Regions from separate parts of the Homo sapiens genome. Here region 1 is linked to region 2. Evidence: read pairs that join two places in POLR2A ChIA-PET (ENCODE). Cell type or tissue: Panc1. All regions are shown on one strand. Links, peaks and the distances in the headings refer to the core of each region. The heading gives the core; the rest is flanking DNA.

The links. Peaks named below come from ENCODE experiments on the same cell type or tissue, not always from the same donor. Only the 100,000 strongest peaks of a DNase experiment are listed, where the experiment ranks them.
Region 1: POLR2A ChIA-PET joins it to region 2 with 7 read pairs; 2 of 35 experiments call an interaction of 5 or more read pairs at or near these places.

What each region holds. Positions count from the first base shown.
Region 1 is chr9:21,650,506-21,654,904 of GRCh38, reverse strand. No RefSeq gene overlaps it. Among named protein-coding and RNA genes, the nearest start is that of MIR31HG, 93 kb to the right of the region's middle. In Panc1, for the core only: no CTCF peak of the experiment used is centred there; no DNase peak of the experiment used is centred there.
Region 2 is chr9:21,727,112-21,731,510 of GRCh38, reverse strand. All of the region lies in intron 1 of LOC107987026 (a long non-coding RNA gene), which reads left to right. Among named protein-coding and RNA genes, the nearest start is that of MTAP, 73 kb to the left of the region's middle. In Panc1, for the core only: no CTCF peak of the experiment used is centred there; no DNase peak of the experiment used is centred there; H3K27ac peaks cover 2,110 bases.

The DNA of each region.
Region 1 (4,399 bases), core at 249-4,248, 77 kb after region 2:
AGATTAACATTCTACTTAGTAAACTAAGTAAAGAAATTATGCCCCCCATGTGGGTGGGCATAATTTCATTCTGTTGTGGGCCCAAATGGAACAAAAAGGTGGAGGAAGGAAGAATTTTCTCTCTCTCTTCTTAAGCTAGCATATCCATCTTCTTCTGTCCTTGGACATTGAAGCTCCTGGTTCTCAGGTCTTTGGACTCTAGGACTTACACTATTACCACTCATACCCCCATCTCCTGGTCCAAAGGACTTTAGACTCACACTGAATTATTCCAATGGCTTTTCTGGTTCTCCAGCTTGCAGTTTCAGCTTGTGGGATTTCTCAGCCTCTATAATCATATGAACCAATTTCCAAAATAAATCTATCTATACACAGATATAGATATATAGATATATTATTGGTTTTATTACTCTGAAGAACTCTGACTAGTATAGAGGAGTTTATGGAAGATATAATGCCAGCATAGGAATTAGCCAGGCAGAGATAGAAGAGTTATTTTAGTATCGTGAGGAAATATTATGTGTAGAGGAGATAAAAATAGCCAAGTTGGCTCACACCTGTAATCCCAGCACTTTGGGAGGCTGAGGCGGGAGGATCACAAGGTTAGGAGATTGAGACCATCCTGGCTAACGCAGTGAAACCCCGTCTCTACTAAAAATACAAAAACTTAGCCAGGTGTGGTGATGGGTGCCTGTAGTCCCAGCTACTCAGGAGGCTGAGGCAGGAGAATGGCGTGAACCCAAGAGACGGAACTTGCAGTGAGTCGAGATCAAGCCACTGCACTCCAGCCTGGGCAACAGAGCGAGACTCCATCTCAAAAAAAAAAAAAAAAAACCAATAGCTAAGTTTAGCTGCCATATAAGGTTGCAGGTAGGGAACTGGTGAGAGGGCTGAACAAGGTGTTAGACAGGGATCACATCACAAAATATTGTAAGCCACAACATTTTAGCCCATAGATGGTATCCTGACATTTTCTATGAGACTTGAGCAAATTTCCCAACTTATCATGGTCAAAGAACCAAATGGTTGGAAAGATGTTATAGTAAAAGGACATATAACCTACTTGCACAAAATCATAGCAATCTGTTTATATGGAAAGTCAGGCAGAAGTGCTGAGTGGACAATTTTTATTGATCACTTACTTTGTGACAGGTACTATATTAGATGCCTTGCATACCTAATTTCTAATGTTTACAATAATTCTGCAAGTTAAATATCATGTTTTATTTTACAGATGAGAAAAGTGAGACTCCAAGAGATTGAAGAGTTTACATCGATCCTGACTGCTTCTGGTGAAATGGAAAACAGGATTTATTAAGATATATCATAAATAAATATTATGAGGTTGTTTTTTGTTCATAATACATTACTGAGATTAAAAAAATAATGTGGACGAATATATTCCCTCCAGCATCAGTGACCAATGTACACTTCAAATATCTACTATTCAGCAAATTAGTAAATGAATCACCTTTACTTCTTTTCCTAGGCTAGCCTCCAAGAAAAAAAAAAATCATCATTTTAAATGAGGGTGTCAGCATGGGATTGAACTCTGCCCCTTTTCCCGCATCACTTAACTGCATGTAGGTCCAGCATCTACTGGCTCTTTGAATTAGCTGATTACAATCAGAATCTTCCAGTCACTACATGGGGCAAATACCTTTGTTGTACAGTCATAAGCGTTGCTTTAATAACATCTCTATAGCAGATGCATGGACAAGCGACTCAGTGTTTCTCAGGGTATTTCTTACAAGATTATTGTGTTGATTAAATGAGAAAATATGTTTTAAACCCTTAATACTGACTTTGGAACATAGTAAATCTATAGTATACGGCAGCTATTATTGTCAAGAGCCATCAAGACGTCTCTCACCTCTACCACCTCCACCCATCCCCACCAACACACACGCAAAAAGGTGCTCAGGACTTAGAATTGCATTTTAAAACAGAACCACTCAGTACATTCACTGAGGTCTCAGGTTGGGAGAGTAAAGGTCTCAGTTGCCCTATACTTTGGATCCATCAAAACAGAAAATCTACTAATAACTAGACAATAAACTCTCAATGCTTATATAACAGGCAAACCATCCCTCTGATTAAGAAAAGTAGTTTAACTCCAGCTTTATTTCCAGATGAGAAATCCACAACACAAAGAGATTATATAATTTACTCAATGACACACAGCAAGAAGAGCTTGGGATTGAATTCACACTTCTTGATTGCAGGCCATTGGCTAAATTTCCTAAAACACAAACCTGAGATTACTCACTTGCACAAATTTTCCTTGACTATTACTTACTGAATACAATTCAATATTTTTAAACTGGGATCCAAAGCCTTTTATAATCAAGTCCTAAGCTCTCTTTCCAGGCTGTCTACCACCATTAGCTCTCCAAGTACCCAGAATCCAGCCAAATACAACTATCGCCATTCCTTGGATAAGTGCAGCATTGCAACACTTTGATGCCTTTACTCATTCAACTTCTTCTGCTTAAGATGTCCTTCCCTTTTCCTCATCTATCAAAATCATACCTGTTTTCCAAGTTCCCATTCAAATGTCAGCCTCTGCAAGAAAACTGACCAAATCTGTTCAATCAGAAGTGACCTAAAGTGATTTAAATTTCTGGTCTGCAGCTCCCAGTGAGATCAACGCAGAAGGCGGGTGATTTCTGCATTTCCAACTAAGGTACCTGGCTCATCTCACTGGGACTGGGTAGACAGTGGGTGCTGCCCACAGAGGAGGAGCTGAAGCAGGGTGGGGTGTTGCCTCACCCAGGAGCTCAAGGGGTTGGGGAACTCCCTCCCTTAGCCAAGGGAAGCCGTGAGCAACTGTGCCGTGAGGAACAGTGCACTCTGGCCCAGATACTATGCTTTGTCCATGGTCTTTGCAACCCGCAGACCAGGAGATTCCCTTGGGTGCCTATGCCACCAGGGCCCTGGGTTTCAAGCACAAAACTGGGAGGCCATTTGGGCAAACACCGAGCTACCTGAAGGAGTTTTTTTTCCATACCCTAGTGGCTCCTGGAACACCAGTGAGACAGAACTGTTCACTCTCCTGGAAAGGGGGCTGAAGCCACAGAGCCAAGTGGTCTAGCTCAGTGGGTTCCACCCCTACAGAGCCCAGGAAGCTAAGATCCACTGGCTTGAAATTCTCACTGCCAGCACAGCAGTCTGAAGTCGACCTGGGATGCTTGAGCTTGTTGCAGGGAGGGGCGTCTGCCATTACTGAGGCTTCAGTAGGTGGTTTTCTCCTCGCATTATAAACAAAGTGGCCTGGAAATTCAGACTGGGCGGAACCCACTGCAGCTGTGCAAAGCTGCTGTAGCCAGACTTCCCTACTAGACTCCTCTCTTGTCAGGGCATCTCTGAAAGAAAGGCAGCAGCCCCAGTCAGGGGCTTATAGATACAACTCCCATCTCCCTGGGACAGGGCACCTGGGGGAAGAGGCGGCTATGGGTTCAGCTTCAGGAGACTTAAACGTTTCTGCCTGCCAGCTCTGAATAGAGCAGTGGATCTCCCAGCACAGCACTCAAGCTCTGCTTAGGGACAGACTGCCTTCTCAAGTGGGTCCCTGACCCCTGTGCCTCCTGACTAGGAGACACCTCCCAGCAGGGGTCGACAGACACCTCATACAGGAGAGCTCCAGCTGGTATCTGGCGGGTGCCCCTCTGGGATGAAGCTTCCAGAGGAAGGAACAGGCAGCAATCTTTGTTGTTCTGCAGCCTCCACTGGTGATACTCAGGCAAACAGGGTCTGGAGTGGACCTCCAGCAAACTCCAGCAGACCTGCAGCAGAGGGTCATGACTGTTAGAAGGAAAACTAACAAACAGAAAGGAATAGCATCAGCATCAACAAAAAGGACATCCACACAAAAACTCCATCCGAAGGTCACCAACATCAATGACCAAAGGTAGATAAATCCATGAAAATGAGAAAAAAACAGTGTAAAAAGGCTGAAAATTCCAAAAACAAGAATGCCTCTTCTCCTCCAAAGAATCACAACTCCTTGCCAGCAAGGGAACAAAACTGGATGGGGTATGAGCTTGATGAATTGACAGAAGTAGGCTTCAGAAGGTGGGTAATAACAAACTCCTCCTAGCTAAAGGAGCATGTTCTAACCCAATGCAAGGAAGCTAAGAACCTTGAAAAAAAGGTTAGAGGAATTGCTAACTAGAATAACCAGTTTAGAGAAAAACATAAATGACCCGATGGAGCTGAAAAACACAGCCTGAGAACTTCGTGAAGCATATACAAGTATCAATAGCTAAATTGATCAAGCTGAAGAAAGGATATCAGAGATTGAAGATCAACTTAATGAAATAAAGCATGAAGAGAAGATTAGAGAAAAAAGAATGAAAATCAATGAACAAAGCCTCCAAGAAATATGGGACTATATGAA
Region 2 (4,399 bases), core at 204-4,203:
GGTGGCAGTTTTTATCTGTCCATGACTGAACATAGATTAGTTTTATAAAATTCATCTATCTTTATGCAGGCCTGTGCATTCCACAAAGAAAAACTTGATATTTTGTTTTCATTTTACTATGGATATTGTTTATTCTCTCTGTACTGATTCAGACATAAAACAATACAGAGAGATTAATGGATTTCAAGGGCATGCACTTGTTGAAGTTTTACTCTGCAAATTATAAACCAGTTAAATATATTAGAAAACTCTGTTCAATATTTCCCCTTCATCAAACCATAATATTAACAAGTTATCACTTTTCCCTTAATAGTATGTTTCTAACTGGCTTCAAGATCAAAAATAGTTACTGAGAATTTTACCAGTTTGGATATGTTTCTGCTGTAGCATTTGATGATTCAGCAACTGTGTGATTAAAACCAGAAAAATGCAGGAATGGAGAGAAAATGGCATGTTGAGCCTTGATTTATAGTTAAGCAAGTGCCAAGTCAGAGCAAAATTTATACTTACCTGGAGGATTGTCCTAATGGCCTCCCCATCTATCTGGCCATCTATCCATCCATCCATTGATTCGTTATTCAACAGATGTTTATTGGAGGGTAAACAATGGTGAATAAGACAAAATGTTCCTGAAGAACCTAAATCCTAATAGGAATGATAACATAAACATACATTCCTTATAAAAAAGAAAAAGATTCTTGAATTTTGGGTTGGGGTGCCAGGGATGGTGGTGGAACATGGCCAGAGAAGGCTTAAAATGATAGCGGCACAGAGCTTTAAACCTGAAAGATTTGAATCTATGGACATTGGGAGGTGAGATGGAGAGGATGTTTGCATTTTAGAGAAAACAGAATACGCAAACATCATGAGTAAAGAAATGGCAGAATACGTGTAAGAAACTGTGGACTATTCAATTTGCCAGGAGCAAATAACTTACAAAGGGGAGTAACCAGAGATCATAGATATATATCTGTTACTTTCTCAGGAAGATCTTTCCTGTGTCTCCAAGGTGTCCAGGTGCCCTTGTTGTCCTCACATAGTATCCTGTGCTTATCTCCATCATAGCCCAACAACTAAACTATGGCATAAAAGTCTGCATGGGCAGTGTGTTTCAATCTGCAAGTTGTAGTTTGAAATCATTTTATCTATTTTTTACAGTTAATATTCATTTCGGTTTACCTACCTATTTATTTTTTCTTGTGCTCTTTGTATCTTCTTGTATGATTAACCTTCCATCTGGAGTAATTTTCCTTCTGCTTAAAGAACTCCATTAAAGATAATATTTCAGTAGTGGCAATAAAATTCCTTTTTTATTTGTCCAGACATTTTTATTTTGTCCTCAGTTGTCCTAGATGAAAAATTATAAGTTGGCAATTATTTTCTTTTAGCATTTTAAGAATGTCATTTTATTTTCTTCTGGTGTTCGACATTTCTGTTGTTCGACATTTCTGTTGAAAGATTTGAAGAGTCAGCTGTTGGTCTTTTGTTATTCCTCTGAAGGTAATAGTATTTTCCTCTGAGTGGTCTTAAGATTTCTCTTTGTTTTTAGCTTTCAGTGGTTTGTATCATAATGATGTCTGTAAGCATGGCTTTCGTTGTAGTTATCCTGCTTGGAGTACAAAGAATTACTTACATTTCTGGTGTCTTTCATCAGTTTTGCAAAATTTTTGCCCAGCATTCCTTTTCTTCTCCTTTAGGAATTTCGATTACACATATGTTGATCTTTTCTCTCAGTCTCAGATATCCTTTATGCTCCTTTTTGTTCCTCCTTTTGTCTTGCTATACATGAATTTTGATACTTTATATTGAACTCTGTTTCAGGCAATTGCTTCTGCATTCTGCTGTCTATGGCATTAAACCTGTTTCTTGAATTGAATTTTAACTATGGTTATTGTATTTTTAAAGTCCATAATTTGAATTGCCTTTTATTATAGATTCTAGTTATCTAGTAAAATTTTATATACTTTTAAATCTGTTTTCTTGAAAATGTTAATCATAGCTGTTTTAAAGTCTGTGTTTGATAACTTCAGTATCTGTATTATTTGTTGATCTATTTCCATTGTTTATTTTTGCTTTTTGGCTTCAGTAATGTGATTCTTTGTATAGACATACCTGTCAACTTGGATCGAATGTTGAACATTGTGTATGAAAAATTGTTGGAGATGTTAATTTTCTCCAAAGAGAATTTAATTTTCTTTTAGTAGGACAATATAGTACTAGCTGGATACCTTGGTTCAGTTAGGGAACTAATTGATTTGAAACTAGATTTCACAATTTGTGAAAACTGATAGGTTTATAATTTGTCTTTATTCCTATGGACTAAGCCTTTAAGGCTTTTAGGTGAAATCCTGGAGTATCTATCAAGCGGTATTTCCTTGACATGGTAAGAACTTCATTTCTTTTGTCTCCTATCACCAACGCATAGCTTAGGGATTAACAAATGCTTTAGAAATAAAATTTGTGCCAAATGTTGGGCTCACTTTTCTTAGTTCCTTCAGTAATGACTAATCTTTGTAGTCATGAAGTCTAAGTTTTGATGTCCCCCACGGTGAGACTGCCACAGAGTTTAAAACATGACTTTCCCTGGCTTTGGCGCACTGAGCTGTGAATCAACAAATGCCCAAGAGGAAAAAGTAGCAGCAAACGTAGACTCACCACAATGAATTTTGAGTCCCTCTGCATCCTCTATTCTTGGCTGCTTTGAATGCTCTTCCATGTCTTCAAACTCATAGTTAAGTTTTAACTGCCAACTCATTGTAAATGTGAGTGGACAAGCTATGCATACTCCATAGTGCGAGAGGAGCAAGAAATTTCCTATGGCTGCTGATATAAAGCCTCATGGCATTTGGCATTTTGTGCTTGTACACTTCACTTCTGAAATGTTCTGATCAGGAAAATACTTTCTTCACCATTTAATGACATTTTAAATACATATAAAGGTAGTTCCCATAAAACCGGGAGGAAGTGAATGAGAATTCCTTTCTTTAATTTTTTTCCCACCACTTTCATTTAAAGAAAGTAACAAATATTGTAAGATGCTACTTAAGACAAAATGGGGATAGATAAGTAAAACACAAAAAGCAGTTCTTCAAACTTGGATATGCGTTTTCTTTTTTAAAATAGATTTCTATTGTTTTTTGGTATCCTTCCTTCAATATGGAGGGTAAAAGTTCTTATTGATTTTTCAACGCTAGGAATTTATCAGAGTTCTTATGTGAGAATTCGTGATAGTTCTGCCAAATCAAATTTATTTTCAGAATATGCGTTGCTATGAGCTGTTTTAATTTTTTTTTTTTTTTTTGAGACGGAGTCTCGCTCTGTTGCCCAGGCTGGAGTGCACTGGCATGATTTCAGCTCACTGCAACTCCACCTCCCAGATTGACGCCATTCTCCTGCCTTAGCCTCCTGGTAGCCTCCCGGCTAATTTTTTGTGTTTTTAGTAGAGACGGGGTTTCACCATGTTAGCCAGGATGGTCTCGAACTCCTGACCTCGTGATCCGCCCGCCTCGGCCTCCCAAAGTGCTGGGATTACAGGTGTGAGCCACCATGCCTAGCCAATTTTTTGTATTTTTTAGTAAAGACAGGGTTTTGCCCTCTTAGCCAGGATTGTCTCGACCTCCTGACCTCGTGATCTACCCACCTCGGCCTCCCAAAGTGTGTTTTAATTTTTAAGTCACTTTTAGGGGTCACTTTTTCATGTTGCTAGTTTCGATTCCCAAAATAGCCAGGCACGGTGGCTCATGCCTATAATCCCAGCACTTTGGGAGGCTGAGGCAGGCGGATCACTTGAGGTCAGGAGTTCAAGACCAGCCTGGCCAACATGGTGAAACTGTTACGGGGAGTGGTGTGAGGCAGTCCTTGCTCCCAGAGCTCCCAAGATGGTGGACGGCCGCTTCCAAAATGGCTGTGGGCCACTTCCAAGATGGTGGCAAGCCTCATGTTCTCTGACCTGGGGTTCTTGGCCTCACGGATTTCAAGGAATGGAATCTTGGGTCATGAGGTGAGTGTCATAGCTCTATTAGAAGCTGTGGGTCACGGAAGAGAACCATGGAACCCAGTGACTAGTGTTCAGCTCTATTAGGACGAACCTGGGCACTTAGCCTTGCAGGAACAATGGCAAGCCTTTAGACCTATCGTGAGCGGCAATGGGCGCCTGGCTGGGTCAGGAGCACAGAGGACACCCTGCCGGATCTGAAGGGATGGAAGTCAGTGGTGGTCTGCGGAGGCGGCAAACAGCAGTGGTGGACAGTGAGCCAAAGCTCAGCTGGAGTAACAAACATGGACTAGAAGAGAGTGCTGTTTCAAGATCTAATAGAGTGAAAACATAGCTCCCATAAAAAGGGAGGGGACCCAAAGAGGGTAGCTGTTGCCGGCTCAAATGCCTGGGTTTATATCCTAA